Linked DNA regions of Mus musculus: region 2 is linked to region 1. The links are chromatin contacts, found by Hi-C in ENCODE. All regions are on one chromosome and are shown on one strand. The core of a region is the stretch at or near the end of the contact, and the rest is flanking DNA. Distances in the headings are between cores, read along the strand shown. Region 1 holds the start of Galnt3 (polypeptide N-acetylgalactosaminyltransferase 3). Region 2 holds the start of Ttc21b (tetratricopeptide repeat domain 21B).

What was found. Hi-C counts contacts between places; a loop is a spot of excess contacts on that map.
Region 2: a map of T-helper 1 cell shows a loop between it and region 1 (4-fold over the local background). The contact joins the promoter of Ttc21b here to the promoter of Galnt3 in region 1. A Hi-C loop is called at or near these places in 3 of 37 maps with a recorded cell type or tissue (T-helper 1 cell, T-helper 17 cell and v-Abl transformed pro-B cells).

Annotation. Positions count from the first base shown.
Region 1 is chr2:66,123,108-66,126,729 of GRCm38, forward strand. Galnt3 (polypeptide N-acetylgalactosaminyltransferase 3) reads right to left here and starts at 1,686. Exons shown (of 11, transcript NM_015736.2): 1 at 1,417-1,686.
Region 2 is chr2:66,255,317-66,258,918 of GRCm38, forward strand. Ttc21b (tetratricopeptide repeat domain 21B) reads right to left here and starts at 1,301. Exons shown (of 29, transcript NM_001047604.2): 1 at 1,198-1,301. The coding sequence starts at 1,218.

The DNA.
Region 1 (3,622 bases), core at 436-2,935:
TTAAAAAATTTTAATTACACCTCATTAAGAAACATGTAATGGCTAAGTATTTTACAATCTAAATATATATTTAGAAATATTTTTTTAAAAAATATATAGAAAGAAAGCATGTACAACCTAAATATATGTTTTTAAAACTTGGTAAAGGCAGAACTAAACACACCTAGAGAGTGGAACTTATTAATAAAATTTTCTATGAAAAAAAAATGTTGGTTAAAACAGTGTATAAGAAATGCTTGGTATGAATACACTGCCCAGAATGTTTCAACTAACATGCATGTTAGGTTTCAGTTGATGTTAAAGGTTAAAAAGAAATAATTATAGGGTGTGGTTTTGAACTCATATGTCTAAGTAACAAACTCAAAGTTAGATGATAAAAGTGGAATTTCTCACAACCAGAAACTCTCAAATTCAAATGTAACTTTCTGAATTTTTACAAAAGTATTTGAGTTCAGATGTACCTTAGGTAGTGTAACTTCAATATCAAGCCATAACTTAGAAACATTTTCTTAAAAAGAAAAAAAAATCAGAAAGGGGAGGAAGGTAACTTGATGGAGTTCCCAAAACAGAAGGAAGGAATTAAGTATTAAGTCTATGCTAAGAGTAGTTTCAACCTTAATTCATAGGCTTTCGAAAATCCTAATTAGGTAGACAGGAATTTGGGCTTGGCACTTCCAGGTTCAGACGTGGCAGGATGCTGAAACAAAGTTGGTTTTTTTTTTTTTTTTTTTTTTTTTGAACCTTTGAGTCATATGCCACAGGCACACCAGATCCGAGATACATTGGTCCTTAAGTCAACAGGTCCTCTAAGAGGAGGCAGCTGGTGAACCACAGTTCCATTTCCTCCTGCCACAAAGACCTGGACTCTGCCACCTTCAACCGGAAAGTGGGCGCAGCTCTGGCTCGGGGAGGGCACCCGGAAAAGTGCAGTGCGCGGGATGCCCAGGTCCCGACCACCGAGCGCCTTCCAAACCAGTCGGCAAGCTTCGTGATGGCTCTGGCTGCCGCCGTTTTCCAATCTAGGACTGTCTGGGCTTAGCGGGGAAAGTTGCCCGGCACAACCACAGCCCTCCCCGTAGCGGGTTTGGCCCACTCGGTACCCGGGAGTGGGCAGGCAACCTGCTAGCCCAAGTTGGCAAGCCTTGAGCAGCGCCTCCGCCAGAGACCCGCCCTCCCGAGGACTATCAGGGGGCCCAGGGGTACCAGGGGGACTTTCTGCCCCGGTGAGGCTCTGGGGCTGCCGAGGGGACCCGGCGACAGGAGTGATCGGTATCCCCGCCGGCCTCTCCCGAGGGGGAGCAACTGAAACCCGCTCTCGAGACCGCGTCCAACCGGCCGCGGGCAGCTCCGGGGCCGTCCCGCACGCTGTCCCCTTGCTGGGACTGCGGGAGCCCGGTCGGCTGGACGCCGGCTTACCTGGCAGGTGGGCAGGGCAGGCGGCGGGAAGCGGCGGCCGGCCGGGGCTCTGTCCGCGGGGGTCCAGAGCCAAGTGCAGGTGGCGACGCCGGCGACTCGGGTGGCCGTGGCTCTCGTGGCCGCTCGGCTCAACTCCTCCTCCGCCGCCGCTTCCTGCCTTCCCGCCGGGCCTCCCGCGTTGCCAAGCGAGGCCACGCCGAGGCTCCTCTTCCTCTGCGAGTCTCCCAGGTGAGCTCCCGCCGGCGACGTCGGCAGGGGCGAGGCCGGATCCCGCGCCTGCGCGCCAGCCCCGCGCCCCGCCCCGGTCCTACCTGAGCGCTCCAGGTGAGCCGCGGGCCGGCCGGGCGCGCGCCAAGCAAACTCCTCCGCCGCCCGCGCGCTGCCCGCCCGCCAGCCCTCCGCAGTGCCGAGCCTGCGCTGCCCCGCGCCGCGGCCACCTGGTACCCAGAGCCCACTGGCAGGGACGCTGAGAAATCTGAGCCGCACTTCCCCCTACCCCTAACCCCACGCGGTTCCTCTTCCTCTCCGGGTGGTCCAAACCCAGGGGTGCGGCGTTCCCCGGGACCCCTGGGAGACCGTGCTGCTTTCCTCCCGAGGCTCAGCAGCTTTGTCACCAGTTAGGTTGGTGAGCTTCCTTCCCCTGTAGCCTTGATTTCATCACTCCTCTCACTTGAGCGCAGCGAGTGGTTTCCGTTTCTGGCCGCCGGCGCTAGGGTAGGGAAGCCTCAGGTCCCAAGGAGGCGACTCCCTTTTTCAAAGTAGAGCTTCTGGTATTTTGGTCAAGTTTCAGTTGATTTGGGGTCCACCGTCACCCCTTCCTGGGTTGCTATCTATTGCAAGACCAACCAATCAATATCCACAGGAGAGGGATAGCAGCGCCCTCGGGGAGAACCCCTCTGCCAGGGTTTGGGCAGAGTTTGTGGTTTCCTGGAAAGGAATTGTTTTCACTGAAGAGTAGATTAAAAGCCAACATCTGTTCTGCAAGGTGAGAACCTACACTCTTAAACATGTTAGGCTTTGCCAGTGTGTTTGAGACACTTACACCGTGCCCCCCCACCCCTTCCACTATGCCTTCTGTTCTGGAGACGTTGACACTCAAAACCAGGACTTCAAATTGCTTTTACACATTTCTATGAACTTTTTATTTGACTATTCTCAAAAGTATTCAGGGAAGTGGAAAAACAGCTAAAGACTCTGGGCGACCTGTTTGATTCCGCAGTGATGAGTTTTCCTATAAAGAATGATGGAAGCCTTCCTCCCACATTTTGACACTCACGGTGTTTATTTCCTAACTTATGAGTTTTATATGTGAACTGGAACTAAGTTTTAAAATCTTAGTACATTATCAACAGGTGTTAGTTTTACTTGGCTTATGTGCAACATTTGTTGTAGTATAGTTTCACTTCATATAGCTTCATATAGTTCGGCAACTTAGGTAACTTTTTTTTTTCTTTTGCTTATTTCCAATTGTTTTGTAGGCATCCAGGAACTTTTGTATGACATTTTAGCATTATCATTTAAAAGTTCCTTCTTCCTCTTTCCCCTGAAAATAAAGATTTAAGAGGCACGTGTATATTGTGTATATTACCATAATAACTATCTACTGTGTATCTGTGGGCCGAAAACTAAAAACATTAATTTCCAAAACTCATTTTAATTTTTTGGTTCTGCAACGTCTTTTTGCTGCTTGTGTTTAAATGGAGAGAGATTAGTGCTCATCTTTGGGGGGATTTGGAGGAAATGTTAAGTGTATAAACCACAACATCCCTCTTCCCTTCCTGTGCACTGCCCACCCTAAAGGATGCGTGGAGCCGAAGATGGTCAGTTCTTACTCCTCACCGGGAGGCTAACAGTGACGGTTTCCACTGACAGGAGCAGGGTCAGAACAGGACGGCAGTATAGGATCGCAGGTGGAGGTGCACTGATGACTAGTCATAGCAGAAAACAACTGGGAAGGGCAGCTAGGGAAGGCTTACCAAAAGAGAATGAGAGAAAATAGGCCCCAAGTTGCAAGATGAGTGGCCAGAAAAGATAAGAAAGGTGTTTCGAGGTTATAGAAAAAATTCACTGCTCGGCTTATGATGACAGAGATGGCAGCCAAGCCCTCAGTGTTTCTGAATTAGCATATTTGTTCCACTTCATACGGTATCTGAACTGTTATTTCACATCATTCTGAAAGCAAGGTCTTAAAAATTAATTAAAAGTG
Region 2 (3,602 bases), core at 51-2,550, 130 kb after region 1:
GTTAGAGCTCATGAAGATGTACTGGCATATGAGGATGCTCCTTCATTTAGGTACATCCACAGCTGCTTACCAACGTCACTGCAGATGGACAGAGATACTAAAGTAGGTACCATCTGGCATTTTGTAGACGGTGCTTGCCACTCCTTGTTCAAGAACCTTGTTCTAGATAGAATATTGCACTGATCAAACTGGAAAGGGAAGAAGCCAAGGTCAGCAGCCTCAGTTTTAGGACACGACTCGCTCCTGTGCTAAGTGATGAGAAGTTTAATAATGGTTTTATCACTAAAGTGGTTTTAGTGCAGAACTCATTTGGATAAAATGAGGGATAAAACATGTAAAAGAGTTGGAGGAAAAACTTGAAAAGGTAATGTAGAAATTCATTAAAAAAAAAAAAAAAAAGCCAAACCTTTCGGTCTTCCCTAACTGTCAGCACCCACTGTCCTCTGAATATAATCAGTAGTTCTCATGACATTCATGTGTTTAATAGCTTGTGGGGTCAGCCCTCATAAATCAAGTGAAAGTTGCAAGACTAAGCACCTTTACTGCAGTATTGCAAGTACTTAGAAAATAGTGCAAAACACACAGAAGGCAGTCAACCAATGCTTGCTAAATGTACTAAGAACTTTTTCCAGTGTTGGATTTTTGAATGAGTAAATCTCATGTCCAGGAGTCTGTTCAGCTAGCTCCAACTTCCGGGAGTCACCCAAGAAAAAGCGCTCCACAAATACTGAACAGGTCCCAAAGTGGACAGAGGGGAGGGGAGGGGATGCGAGGGGAGGGGAGGGGAATGATCGCGAAAGGCTTCCAAACCTTGTCCTTGTTTTTCACCATTTCTGAAATATATGCTGAGTGCAACTATGGGAAGACCATTTTCATAATCTATAATACTCCTCCTTTTAAAGGACTTTCGTTAACCGCTTGCAAAGGTGAGTGCCGGGTAGAGGACATTAGCTCGCTAAGTCCCTAGAAATCACACTTGGAGACTAAGCAGGCTTTCCCAGGAGAAGTCCAAAGCCAACATAAGCAGGAGGCTGGGGGCTGGCCGTTAACCGCAAGGCAGTGGTTGAGCCCTCGGGATCATCCCGGCGGGGGGCGCAGCATCTCCGCCAAGGCCGCAGGCTCTCACCATCAGCTGCCCGAGCCACCCTGTACCTCGCAGTCCACTCGCCCTGCCCACGCCCCGCGCCGCCCGCTCACCTTCAGCCCCTGGGAGTCCATGGCCGCCGGCTACCCGGAGGGTGCCCACCGCTGCCCGCCGCAGGGTTAGGGGTTCAGACCCACTTCCCGGGCCCTCAAACCCTAAGGGACGCGGCGTGCAGCACGAGGGGCGTGGCCCGATCTCCATTGGTTGTCGGCGTGAGGGGGCGGAGCTTAGTTGTAGGACTAGGAAGGAGGGGGCCACCGGAGCAGGCGAGGAGGGAACCCCGAGGGAGGACCGCGAGGGCGACTGGGGCTGGAATCCGCTGAGCATTGAGTGCTGCCGAGTTGTGGGGCTAGAGGAGGGAGGTCCAGCCTGGAAACGGCGCGAGGAGGAGGGATTGGGTGGAGCAAGAGATATGAGATTAAAGAATAAAGATGATGAAGCAGCAAATAGGAGGGAGAGCCATGCCGCTTTTCATCCCTGCAAACAAAGGCCGACTCCATTTTCTCAGCATTTTTTGTGGAAGCCGATTTGCGCAATGCGGCTTAGTACTTGACCAGGGAAAATGATTTACCTGACACGTGTAGTAATCGTGTCTGGGCCACAAGGTGGCGCAGAAAAATCACAGTTCGGCAAAAACCTTGAAGCCTGGCTTGGGCTTGTTCTAAATCTTTTCAGGCGCTGCTGTAATTTTGCTATTCGAGTGCTTATTAAACTGCTCCGCCAGATTTCCACCCCCAAAGTCTTATTTAAAAATATGTGGTTACCTCTTTTAGATTTCTATTTCTTAAGTGTTTGCTGTAGTTTGGATCTAAACTGTCCCTCAAAGACACACGTGCTGAATGTTCCCCAGCCCGTGTGCTGTTGGGAGTGGTGGAACCTTTGATAGATGAGGCCAAATGAAAGGACTTTAGAAGATTCTCACGTGACCTTGAAGAAGACATTGGGACCATGGACTTGCTGTTTGCTTTTCTTTTTGCTTTTCTGTTTGCTTCCTGGCAGCCTTCCTTAGAAGATCTTCACCAGTGTATTTATCATGAGATCCAGCAAGCTGACTGAGAGGGGCATCTAGACACACTAATTTGTTTCTGCTTGTATTCTTTAAAGGACTGCAGGCAGCTGTGGCCGTTATACTGATGTTTTAGTGGGCCTCCTGCCTGCTCTTAGGACTCTTCCTTCAATCGGGTTGCTTTCTCCATCCTCCGTATGAGATCTTTTACCTTGTCTTACTGTATTTTGGTCCTGTTTGGCTGTCATCTCTTAGAAGCCTACTTCTTTCTGAAGAGGAGAGGGAGGGGGAATGGATCTAAAGGAATGGAGAAGCGGATGTGGTGAAAAGCTAGGAAGAGTGGGGTGGGGGAACTGTGGTTGGGATGAGAGAAGAATCCATTTCAATTAAAAAAAAACAGGCAGAATGATGTAGACAGTTCTAGAATTCTATCTTATCAAGAAGAGAGGTACTTAAGGTCATGACAAAGCAGTGGGGATGCTAATTATTCCAATGTGACCCCTGCTCTTTGTATGTGTGCACTGAAATATCGCACTGTATCCCAGTGAAAACCACCAGTTTCCACATTTTTGAGCATCATATAAGCCTTTTGAGTTTCAGTGGAGTCTTGGGACAGAAAGGGCCTTATGATACTGAGTGAGAATTAGTGTTGAGAGCCAGGGGTACACATCTTTAGTCCCAATTACAGAGGAAACCATGGCAGAATGGGCACTTGAGCCCATGAGTTCAAGATAGACAACTGGAAAGACACACCATCTTTAAAAGAACAAAATGTTCTTGTTAGATAAATGGGACTGGTGATTAGTCATAAATTTAATTAAATTAAGAAGAAAAAAATTGGGGGCTGGAGAGATAGCTCAGCGGTTATGAGCCCTGACTGACTGTTCTTCCAGAGGTCCTGAGTTCAATTCCCAGCCACCACATGGTGGCTCACAACCATCTGTAATGGGATCTGATGCCCTTTTCAGGTGTGTGTCTGAAGACAGCTACACTGTACTCATATAAATAAAATAAGTAAACCTCTAACAAAAAGAAAAAGAAAATTTCTTCTTATATACACTTCTTGTATACACATTTTAAAAGTACATTTCTCGTATATACATTAATTTTAACACAGAAATTTATGCCCATTCACAAGCATAGTGACTATTGTCTACTGATTTGTACATCATTTAAAATACAATGTACAAATATATTTACTTAAAATTGTGTATATGTTTTTGGTCCCTGGAGGACATTGTTGTCCTACGGGAAAGACAAAGAAGGCTTTATCTGCAATATCTGTCAAGCTCGGGTTCATGTGACAATCACTTAGGGTATACAATGTGGAAGGGGCTTGATGAGGTGCTGATGGGACTCTGAGTTAGTGGGCATAGCCACGTAGGCAAAGCATGTGCTTATAACACTTTCCCAAGTACTGCTGAGGCTTCCTGTCTGAGGATCGCACCTGGA